Regions from separate parts of the Homo sapiens genome. Here region 2 is linked to region 1. The links are chromatin contacts, found by Hi-C in ENCODE. All regions are on one chromosome and are shown on one strand. The core of a region is the stretch at or near the end of the contact, and the rest is flanking DNA. Distances in the headings are between cores, read along the strand shown.

Region 1 (5,999 bases), core at 2,356-4,855:
AGATGTCCCATGTTCATGGATTGAAAGACTTAATATGGTTAAGATGGCATTACTCTCCAAATTGATGTACAGAGTCAATGCAATCCCTACCAAAATCTCAGCTGTCTTTTTTGTAGATGTTGCCAAGCTGATCCTAAAATTCATATGTAAAATCAAGGAATCCAAAAGTCAAAACAATCCTGAAAAAAAAAAAACTGGAGGACTCACACGCCCCAATTTCAAAACTTACTAGACAGCTATAGTAATCAAAATTATGTGATACTAGGATAAGAATAGAAATATAGATCAATGGAATGGAATTGAGAGCTGAGAAAGAAATAGACACATTTATGGTCAACTGATTTTTTATTAGAGAAAAAACAAACTTTTTAACAAATGGTGCTTGGTCTGGCAACTGGATATCTACATACAAAAGAGTTAAGTCAGAATCTCTATCTCACACCATATGCAGAAATTAACACAAACTGGATCAGAGACTTAAATGTAAGAGCTAAAACCACACACTCTTAAAAGAAAACATGGGAATAAATCTTCATTACCTTAGATTAAGCAACACCTTCTTAGATATGACACCAAAAGTGCAAACAACAAAAGGAAAAAACAGATTGGACTCCATAAAAATTTAAAACTTTTGTTCTTCAAAGGACATCATCAAGAACGTAAAACAACCCACAGAAGCGGAAAAAATATTTCAAATCATATATCTGATGTTTATATTCAAAATTATAAACAACTCTTACAACTCAATAAAAGGACAAATAACCCAATTAAAAATGATCAAAGGATTTAAATTAACATTTCCTCAACGAAAAGCTACAAATTGCCGATAAATACATGAAAAGATGCTCAACATCATTAGCCATCAGGGAAATGCAAATCAAAACCACAATAACATAGCACTTTACCCATTAGGATGGTAATAATTAAAAAGACAGCTATTAATATTAATAATATTAATTAATATTAATAATAAGACAGGTAATGATTAATGTTGCAGAGAAATTAGAACCGTCTTACCTGTCTGATGGGAATGTAAATGGTGCAGCTACTTTGGAATGTCTGTCAGCTTCTCAAAAGTTTAAATGTAGAGTTACTATATGACCCAGCAATTCCACTCTTAAGTGTATACCCAAGAGAATTTGAAACAAATGTCCACACGAAAATTTGTACACAAATGTTCATAGCAGCATTACTCATAATAACTAAAAGGGAGAAATAATCCAGATGACCATCAACCAGTGAATGAACAAAATACAGTATATGTAATATACAAAATGTAGTATACATGGACTATGATTCAAGAATAAAAGGGAATGAAGTGCTGATATATGCTACAATATGGATGAAACCTGAAAACATTATGCTAAGTGAAAAAAAAAAAAAAAAACAGCCACAAAAGACTACTTTTTTTTTTTTTCTGAGACGGAGTCTGTCACCCAGGCTGGAGTGTAGTGGCATGATCTCAGCTCACTGCAACCTCCACCTCCTGGGTTCAAGCAATTCTCCTGCCTCAGCCTCCCGAGTAGGTGGGACTACAGGTGCCTGAAACCACACCTGGCTAATTTTCGTATTTTCAGTAGAGATAGGTTTCACCATGTTGGCCAGGCTGGTCTCGAACCCCTGACCTCAAGTGGTCAGTCCGCCTTGACCTCCAAAAGTGCTGGGATTACAGGCGTGAGCCACCGCACCTGGCCCAAAAGACTACATATTATATGAAACGTCCAGAATAGGCCACATCTATAGCGACAGAAAGTAGACTAGCAGTTGCCTAGGGCTGGGAGTCGGGTGGGAGAAAATGGGAAGTGGCTAGTAATAGGTTTGGGGTTTCTTTTGGGGGTGATGAAAATATCCTAAAATTAAATAGCAGTGATGGCTGCTTACACCATTAAATATACTAAAACCTACTGAAATGTATCACTTGAAAGGCTAGTTTTGTGGTATGAGAATTACATCTCAGTGAAGCTCTTCTTCAAAAAATTATTTCAAATTGTCAAAATAGCTTGTGTAAATATGTATCTGTATAAACACTGGATACTGGGAAAAGAATTTGTATTGAATATTTCTATCACTAGATGGATGGTAGGAGAATAAATACGCAAGTGTGACTAGCTCCCATCAGCCACAGATAGGAGGAAGGGAATTAAATGTATTGAGCATCTACCATGTGCCAAGCACCAGGGCAGATGCTTTCATTTAATCTTCACAGAATAACACTATTAGGTGGTACCTAGATCTATTTCACACATGAGGAAACTGAGGTGAAGGGAGTTGCTCAAGCTCTTACAGCTAGTAAAAGGCAGACCCGGGATTTAAACCGAAGACTGTCTGACTCCCAAACCTTTTGGCACTAACCATCAGGCAAAGGACATGTAAAATCTGATTAATAGTAGTGGCAAATGGTATTCTGGCTGTATTAGGGACCAGAAGAATTTTCCAAAATTATCATCGACTTTGGGATTGGCATCTGATAAAAAATGGATGAGAAGTCCAGCTGTAGCTATGATTTCTATGGTCCCTGCATGTAGCTAAATTCCCTGCCTCTTCAGGACCTAATGAAGAATTGCATTGAATCTACTAACTCCAAGCTGCTGACGTCTATTTGAGAGTTCGATGTTCTTTCTCCCATGTTAAAGCTATTCCTTAGTGTTTTCACCCTGTTGAGCAACCTGACCAGATAAGGCCCTTTATGCACACACAAGACGTAGACCAAATTCAGGCCGTAGAGTAGCAGTCTGGTGGGACACAGATTCCTCATGACATAGAATTGACCTGGGTTTGAGGACACGAATGACCAAGATGATTAACTGACCCCAAGATTCATGCGGCCCTTCCATGCTGTGGAGTTGTTGCTAGGAAGTCAGGCTGTACATCTGTCTCTTTGTATCTTTGTGGAGGCACATAATGAGTTCTAGCCAGTGGACTGTGAGCAGAAGTTTGGGCAAAAAATTCTGGGGTTCTAGGAACCTAGACTACTGTCTAGTAGCGTTACACAGGCTCTGCGTGGATGCACCTCCTTGTTCCTGGGACTATTTACCTCTTGGACAGCAGTGTGGCCAGAGGAGGGCCAAAGCAAAGCCCTCTAAGGCATTGGGCCCACATTAGGAGCCGACTTGCCCAGGGGTCAGGGGGTACTGGCCATGAAATTTCAGGTGAGGATTAATTTTCTTGCCCATGAAAATAGAGATACCATGACCTATTTTGCAGAGTTGCTTTGAGGATCAAAGGAAATACTTTATATAAAAAACCTGGTACACAGTAGGTGCTCAGTAAATGTTCATTTTCTTTTTTGTCTCTGACCTTCCTAGTACTTCCCTGTTCTTCCCCTCCTTTCCCTTCATGACCCCTCTTCACCCTCATCCCCAGCTGTGTTCTCTTTCCTTCCTCTCTAGAGCCCAGGGGTTTGGCTCGCCTGACTACAGAGGTCCTGAGGTCACTCCTCTCCCATCTTCGGCTGCAGGAAAGCTCCTTTTCCATTTAGAACATATTCTGGGGTTTTTCTGGTTTTAGGGAAGGGGAGATACTGCAGTTTACAGAATGGGTCAGAAACCTCAGATTACTCTCTTGCTTGCTAATGAGAAGGTTGAGAAAGGCTTTTGGGTCCTGGCCAAAACCTCTTGGCTTTTATGGGGCAGAAATTTGATTTCCAGTGAGATGTCAAAACATGCCACTGAGCATAACTTGCAGAGGTTTGTATTTCACTTATTTGGTTATGAAATGAACAAAAAGCACTTCCTTTATGTTACCCTCAGCAGCTCTCAGTCTTTTGGGGACTGAGGGACCCTTGAGAGATGCTGTCAACTTCAGATCTCTTTTCCAAGCCCTCCTTTTCTTCACAAAGCCCCTTCAGGAATGCCTCAGCATCTCGTCTTTGTTTCTTGTGACTTGCCCTGTCTTTATGAATGTTGTTGCTGCCCAGAGAGAGAAGTCCAGGCTTAGTTGCTTGACACTCAAGCCTGTGCCAAAGATCAGGCCTTCCCTTGGCCTGTGTCCTCACCACCCCAGGTCTTACCTTAAGCCTTTGAAGGGGAGGTCTCTTAGAGAAAGTTTTGGTCTTAAAAAAAATTTTCAAATCTTTCTTCTCCTGCTACATCTAGTTATTGAGGAATAAAATATAATCTCCAGCACCCAAATTTATCTGTTCCTTAGTTTCACATTGTTTAGGATCAGAGTGACAGGTTCAGGAATTCTCTTTCTGGGAAGAGTGGCTGAAAAATTAAAACAATGAAGTTGCTTTCCTTATATGAAATATTTTTCATGAGTAGGATTAACGCATGTTTTCTTCCAACTTTTACCCAATTCTATATTCATCTTGTTTTTCTATCTCAAAAAGCACTTGACTTTGAGCCAGATGTGATAGAAGCAATTCACAATCATTTCTTTATTGATTCCATTTTTGGGGGCAAATATTTACTGAGCACCTACTATGTATAAGACATTGTGTTGGGCACTGTGAAGGATGCAAAGATTGATGAGCCATGACCTCTGCTCTCAAGCTTTTAAGTCAATCCTGGTTTAGTTATTCTTTCTATTGAGATGTTTTGTGGCCCTGCCTTAGACTTTGAGTCTAAGTCTGTGGCTTTCTTCTAGAAGCAGAACTATGCTTATGCAATTCTTCGTACATTTGAATAAGAAAGTATTCATGTAACGAGTACTCTGTATCCAGCCCCAAGTACCCAGCACTATAGAGATTCAAGGCAAGTTTAAGTCACGATCCTCTCTTCAGTGATCTAGATAAGAAGAGAAGACAATTATTCAGCAATGTTAAGACAGATGCCTGGATGTAAACAAATACAGAATTTTATAGTCAGGTGAGTTTTAAACTTCGATAGACAAAATTTAAACTTGCCAATTATAGTATCTATGTATCTACTAAAGCTTATCATGTGTATACCCTAAGACTCAGCAATTTCAGTCCTAAATACATACCCAATAGGACTGTGTACATATATTCATCAAAAGACACTTTGAGGAATGTTCATAACAGCACTCTTTGTAACAGCATCAGACTGGAAACTACCCAAGTGCCCTTGGCATTTGATGGAAGGGATAAGTAAATTGTGGTATAATCAAATAATGGGATACTATATAGCAATGAGAATGATCTATCTGAATATGCAATAATATAGATGAACCTCACAAAAATAATGCTTAGCTAGAGAAACCAGAAGCAAAAAAACAAAAACAAAAACCAAAAAAAACTCACATTCTTCTATTTCTAGAAAGGACAAAAACAGGCAAAAGTATTCTATGCTCTTAGAAGTCATGATTGTGGCTATTTTGGAGGGATAGAGGGATAGTGAGTGAAAAAGAGAGACAGGAGGGGACTTCCGGGGATGGGAACATTCTGTTCTTGATCTGGGAACTAACCCTATGGGTGTGTTCAATTCTGAAACTTTTTTTGTTCGTTTTTTTGGTCTAGATATTATACTTAAGTTTTAAAGAGTCACCAATTTAAAAATTGACAGAATTCGGAATCACCAATCAAGAAGCCTGAATCTTAGAGCTGATTCTGACTGTTGATCATTGCCTTGGGCAAATCCATCTCTTTGTGCCTTGGGTTTTTCATCCATGGAGTGGTGATAAGGCTTTCTCCCTGTGTCTCACAGCTAGCTGCTTTATTATATGTAGGGAAACCTGGCAAACCAAGCAGTAGTTGTGGGGCTTCTTTGTGCAGTTTCACTGTTGATACTTAGGAGCCTGCTCTCCATTAAACTGTATTTCATGAAACCTGGCCTTTTCAATGTAAACTCTGACTTGGTCTTTGAATCCCACCTTCCTTCCACTTTGTTTATTCTCTACAGCTCCTCGGTCTCATGGAGCAGTTCCTCAATCTGAATGTTTCACCTTATGACATGATGGTATTTGGCCTCAAAATATCAAACAGAATATGGCACCCTCTGGGGATATGGAAGCTTATTCGGTTATGTTCTGGAATAACACACATATATGAATGCTAAAGCCTATGAGAGGGGTTACTGAAAAGGACCCCCTTGCGACGC
Region 2 (6,283 bases), core at 967-3,466, 80 kb after region 1:
AAAGAAAAATACTCATGCCTAAATCTCTACAGCAGTGCCTGGCACACAGTAAGCATGCGATGAAAACGAGCTGTAATTATTACCTCCAGTCAGAAGTTCTACTCCCACCTCAGACTCTTATGTCCAAAACAGAGAGTTGGGCCATTAATTCTGGTCCTGTTCCTCTACTAAGAAGCTCTGGGTGGCACTTACTTAACAGACCAGAAAATGAGGCCCACGGTGACAACATGACGTGCTCAAAGTCACAGAGCAAGCTAAGGAGAAAGCTGGGGTCAGGATTCCTCATCCAGGGCCCTTCTGTCACTTCCTATTGTTACTGGGAAGTGTGGAGTCTTCGGTTTTTAGTCCTTCTGGAGGAAAGAATTTGGCTAAGAGACCAATTAGTAAAGTAAGCAAAAGGAAATAAGAGTAAACTCCAAGAGAGGACTGGGCTCTTCCGGCTGGGAGCAGCCCTGATACTTTTGTATTGCAGTTTTTATTATGCCAGACTGTTTCTTTAAGCTCCTGCCTCCATCTTAACACTCCACCTTTTTCTTTGTTTAGTTTTCTGCTTTTGTTTTAAGTCTCCACTTTTGCTCCCTCCTAGTTTTCACCTAGGTTTGTGGAATTTCCCTCACTGTCATTGATACACTTGTGCAGGGCCAGGTAATCAATACGAACCTTACCTAATGGTGGCCTTGCTCATGTACCGCCACCACAGAAGGGTCACAGGGGGGTTACAACTGTACTTACTGTGCCTGTGGATTTCTTAGGAATATTTTCTTTGCCCTTTTTACCTTTCTATTAATACATAGCTAGCTACATTTTGACAGGTTAACTACAAAATTACAAGACGTCTTAAGGAGCGTTTGGGGGCACTTTTTCTGCATTGGCATTTTCCCTCCTCTCTGTTTATATTTAACATACATGTTTTAAGTAGTCTCTGGAACATAACATTTTCCAAAACTTCCTCCCCAGGGGCTCTCTTTTTTGTTTATGTCTAACTATTCATCTACTCTAACAGTATGTGCCCCCTCGCACCAGCCCAGCCACCCAACAGGAGGCTGCCGGCACCTGCAGAGAGTCCCTGAAGAACAAGTTAGACTTGGTACCAAAATCACCCCAGCCACTTATTGGAAATGTAGATTCCTGGCATCCTCCTATTAGATTCTGACTCAGTAAGTCTAGGGTGGGGCCCCAGATCCACATTTTAACAGGCACAACCAACCCTGTACCCCCACCAACTGGCTTGGATTCAGATGGTACCCACTTTGAAAAGTGCCTCTCAAGGGCGAGTTGACGCATGTGCCTCCACTAGAGATGAAATCCTGAACAGGGCCCAGTGAGGCCCTCTGGCCAGCCCGGGCTGCACGCCTCGCAGACACGCTTGCGGGTGCAGTTACTGGGCATGGCTGCAGTCCCTGAATGGAATTTCAGAAATTTGGTCACATTCTTTCATACTCTCATCCTAGAAAGGAACACCGCCCTTTCAGACAAAGATGCACCTGTACCCCTGCAAAATCAGCAGGACATCCAACCCCAGGATTACCATTCCACTGGACATTGTTTACTGCAATGGGAATTCATCGGGAGCTTGTGGGATTGTGGGTAATCTTATTCATAGCACCTGCCTCCTCTGTGGGTGACCTCATCAAAGGCTCCCGAAGCTTGTTCCCTCTCCCATCCATCCTGCGACTGACACTGAATATTAATACAGCTTCAGAAGCTTCTGTCCTTGCTCTCCTATAGCCAGTGACCATGTGGCCCTATGTTCCTCCCCCTCTCTAATCTGGGCCGTCAGACCCTTTCCAGAGGGAGACAATCAAAGCAGATTGGAAGCTGTTTGAAGAAAGAACAAATAGCTGAAAATCAATTTGCAGAGATAGTAGCAAGAATTACAGTTCTTTTTGTCTGCTTATTAACGGGCTCCAGCTAAGTATCAAATGGGAGAAGAGAATGCATTCCCAACACAGTAAGTGGCTGATTTGGAGATGTTATTAAAAAGAGTTGACAGAATTCATTCAGATTATGACCAATTTAATTTTGGAGGGCTTTAAGGGTTCTGTTTACTTCTCAGCTCATGGCTCTCTTGTGCCCAGAACTTGTACCCCAGGCCTGTGTTCATTCATTTCCATTTCTGAATTATCACAAGGACACGGAGATAACAAGGTCTGGTGACCAGAATATGGCTGTGGGAACTAAGAAATACTGTGATAACTGTCCTACAGCAATCTGGGGTTGGCCTTTGCATCAGCAGTGTGGCTGGCAGCAGGAAACGCATACTGTGAAATCACAGAGAACAAGTTTCATCCCCAGATCTGCTGGTCACTGGCTGTAGGGCCTTGGACAGGTCACTTAAACTATCTGAATCTCGAAGTTCTTATCTGTAAAATGGGCATTCTAACATTGAATTTACAGGGTTATTGTGCTGATCAAAGGGCATAGTTAGCAAATGTCCTTTATTCCAAATGTTGACCAAGATATACAATAAATAGCTGTTATTATTTCTTTTCTCTATTTTCTTCTTGGTAGCACAGAGATAGGAAGTGATTGAGAACTCAATCACTTCTCAACAACAGAAAAGGAATCACTTTCAATATAGTAGAAGGGGAAATGAAATAAAACCTATTCGACTAATCCAGTAGAAGTCAATAAAGCAGGAAAATAAAAAGAGAAGGAAATATAAAACATGTATTTAGAAAACAAAAAGTGGTAGAAGTCGGTCAAATATCAATAATCACAAGAATTATAACAGATTAAACTCATCTGTTAAAGGATAAATTTTCAGATTAGATTTAATTTTTTCATTCATTCATTCAACAAATAATTATTAAGCACCTACTATGCATACTAGGCAGTGGTCTAGGCACTGCAATCCAGCTAAAAGCTATTCTAAAAGACACATTTAAAACCAAAAACAGGAAAGGATCAAAACCAAAAGATTAAGAAAAAATATTCCAGGTAATACTAACTAAAAGAAGTTGATCTTGACAATATTAATTTGAAACAAAATAAGCCTTAAGACAAAAACTTGGCAATAAAAAGGTCTTGATAAAGAACAATTCACCAAAAAAAAAAATATAGTTAACCTGAACCTGTGTAACCTTACAACACAACTTCGAAATATATAAAGCAAAAACCGACAAAAAGATATTATTGACAATGAATAATCAAAGTGGTAGATTTTAATCACTTCTCTCAGAAAGCATTGAATCAGACCAAAAAATTGTGAAGGATACAGCAGAGTCGAACCACAGTTATTTATGAAAACTTGCACCTCAAAAATAAAGAATAAACAGCTATTCAAGTACATACTTACAAGAACTAACCATGTACCCTAGGCCACAAAGAAAATACCAAAAGGCATCAAAGAATTGATATTATACAGATCATATTCACAAACCTCAGTGCAATAAAATTATAACGTCAGTAACCAAAACATTTCCACACAACCCATGTGTTAAGAAAATTTCTGAATGCCCCTCTAAATAATTAATGGGTAAAAGGAAGAATAATCATGGAAATTATAAACTATAACTTAATAACAATAGAATATTATATAGCAAAATAGTAAAGAGTAACATAAATATGGTTACTGTCCCACAGACAACTCCACAGCACAGGGACATCCCAAGACTAAGATACCAGATGGGAACCCTTAAAACTAGGGCAAGTGAACAGAAGAGTTTTAGAAGGGCTGAACAAGACTATCTCTCAAATAGCATTTTTTTTTTTTTTGAAACGGAGTTTTTCTCTTGTTGCCCAGGCTGGAGAGCAATGGCGTGGGCTTGGCTCACCGCAACCTCCACCTCCTGGGTTCAAGCTATATCCTAGTCATCTTCATCTGTGTAGAACCACATACGGTAGGCATTCAGCAAGTCTTTGTGGAGACACCTTTGGGGTCTGCACCCCAATGCTACTTCTTTAACTGGCTGGAGCATTTCAAACCGTGGTCTGCCTGCTATGGCTAGAGGGAAGATACTTACCCTGGTTTTTAGGGGTGTTCCAAAAAAGCTCCCACCATTGCTGGGCCAGAGAGAGCCAGAAAGCCACATTCCTGCCACATCATGCCCCCATCCAAAACACCGCCACAGTGCAATGACACCCCACTGGGGACCACTTTAAATCAGAGCCCAAGATTTATTTATTTATTTATTTATTTATTTATTTATTTATTTATTTATTTTTGAGACAGAGTCTCACTCTGTCACCCAGGCTGGAGTGCAATGGTACGATCTCGGCTCACTGCAACCTCTGCCTACCGCATTCAAGCACTTCTCCTGCCTCGGCCTCCCAAGTAGTTGGAACTACGGGCCCCCACCACCATGCCTGGCTAATTTTTGGATTTTTTAGTACAGACGGGGTTTCACCATGTTGGCCAGGCTGGTCTTGAACTCCTGACCTCAGGCGATCCACCCACCTTGGCCTCCCAAAGTGCTGGGATTACAGGCATGAGCGCAGGATTTTTAATAGATGTCATTTTCCAGTCTGCCCCCTGGAAGTCTGGAAATGTAGAGGTTTGGCCTGAATCCTGTCTGGAAATTGGTGTTCACCTGCTTTTGCAGAAAGGAGTAAGATTTCACTCTGGGCAAGGAAAAACCTCATTAAAGGCTCATTTATCTTCCTGGGGAGCCGTTTGCCTGAAACGAACTGAATCTTAAAATGCAAATTCTTTCTCAGGGAATGAGCGTGGCAACTGAAGCTGCAATACCTGTCAGAATGATTTGAGAGCAATTCTTTTACTATTACTATCATCATTATCATTATTATCATTATTTCAACCCAGCCATTAGGTTAATACTATTAAGTCAGCATTTTCAGCAAATTGTTAGTGGCGTGAAAGTGTGTGTGTGTGTGTGTGTGTGTGTGTGTGTGTGTGTGTAGGGATTACAGCTGTCATCATTTCTATCCTGTTGTAAGGTTTAATAATTTAACCACAGGTATGTGCTCCAGGCTGAAAGCCGATGAGTGAGAAGGAAGCAGGGAGGAAGGGGGGTGCCCAACCATACATTGTCCCATTAATATGAAGGTAATCAGCATGACTGTTGGATGAAGTAGAGCACGGTCCATGAGGACGCAATAGAGCACATGTGTACACATCAGCATCTCAGCACTTTCCATGGACCCTGGCCCTCTCTGTGGCTAGGCATTGGTGGCAGTCCCAAGAAGCCTAAGATGAAATTGACTTTAAAAAGTGGAAGCAGCAATGTGATTTGTATCCCCCGGGAAGTATGGCTTGATTTATTACTACATCCCCAATTACCCAGTGCTTGACAGAACTGGTCAAGCAGGGGAGGGGGCCAATAGTGTTAGTTCCCTTCCATGGAGATTCATGGCAGCGTCACTGAAAGTGTGGGAGTGTTGGAGTCAGCTGAACCTGAGTGTGAATCCCCGCTGTGTGACTGCACAGGTGACTTAACCTCTCTGGGTCTGTTTCCTTATCCACAAAATGGGGGCTGGAACCCTTTCTCCTAGGATGATTATGAGTGTTAAATTAGAAAAATTCAAGGACTAGCTCACCGTATGCACATGCATTATAGGCACTCAGTCAACAGCTACTCTGCTGCTAGGCTGTTCTGTTCCAGGCTTGTTTCCTAGCTCCGGCAGGGCCCAACTCAGTGCCTACCTCAGGGCTCCAGCTAGGGCCTTCCAAAACCTCCATGGCCAAATGAACTGTCCTGAAGACATCCAGGAGGAGGCACCCCACCCCTGGGGAATCTCTTCACTCTCTTTCCCTGGCTCTGGGCAGTAATCTGAGATGTCAGGCTGGGTGTTTCTTTTAGAGGACAATGTGTCTTCAAGTACTGCCAGGGCAGTGATGAGCAGGTTGTGCATGGGACCCTGGGGGACTGTATTTGGGTCTCCCTTTCCTAGAGACCCCCTGTCAATCTTCAGTGTTCCTCAGGAGGCACTCACCTCACATCACACCCCACTAAACACACACACACACATCAATAACAAGAGCATCAACTTCTTTTTTGGAAACTTTGGCTCCAACTAAATGAATCAGGGCCATCATCACAATATCCCTGTCCAGAAAATGAACATAAAGATACATGAATAACCTTGTCAATGGTTTAATTCCTCCACCCTGAAATTTACTATTTAAAACTTGGAGATAATAAAGACGTAGAAATTACAGGGGGAAAATGATCTACGAACAACCTTTGGCTAACATTTAGCAATATCTCTTGCAAGTCTCTCCTTTATGCATATTTCATTTTATATAATAATGATCAACTTAGATGTTTGATATTCATTTATGTGTCCTGCTTCTCTCACCTAATTTTATAGAGTGAGCATC

What was found. Hi-C counts contacts between places; a loop is a spot of excess contacts on that map.
Region 2: a map of endothelial cell of hepatic sinusoid shows a loop between it and region 1 (5-fold over the local background). The contact joins two enhancer-like sites. A Hi-C loop is called at or near these places in 4 of 168 maps with a recorded cell type or tissue (IMR-90, endothelial cell of hepatic sinusoid, heart left ventricle and 1 more) and 1 of 37 single-sample maps with no recorded cell type.

The regions. Positions count from the first base shown.
Region 1 is chr15:62,917,388-62,923,386 of GRCh38, forward strand. No RefSeq gene overlaps it. Among named protein-coding and RNA genes, the nearest start is that of MIR190A, 96 kb to the left of the region's middle. Within about 2 kb of position 3,606, at least 6 of the 41 ENCODE cell types and tissues checked have a DNase peak (open chromatin) inside an H3K27ac peak, as active enhancers do; they include heart right ventricle, where a contact is called at or near this core.
Region 2 is chr15:62,998,720-63,005,002 of GRCh38, forward strand. No RefSeq gene overlaps it. Among named protein-coding and RNA genes, the nearest start is that of TPM1, 41 kb to the right of the region's middle. Within about 2 kb of position 2,217, at least 4 of the 41 ENCODE cell types and tissues checked have a DNase peak (open chromatin) inside an H3K27ac peak, as active enhancers do; they include heart right ventricle, where a contact is called at or near this core.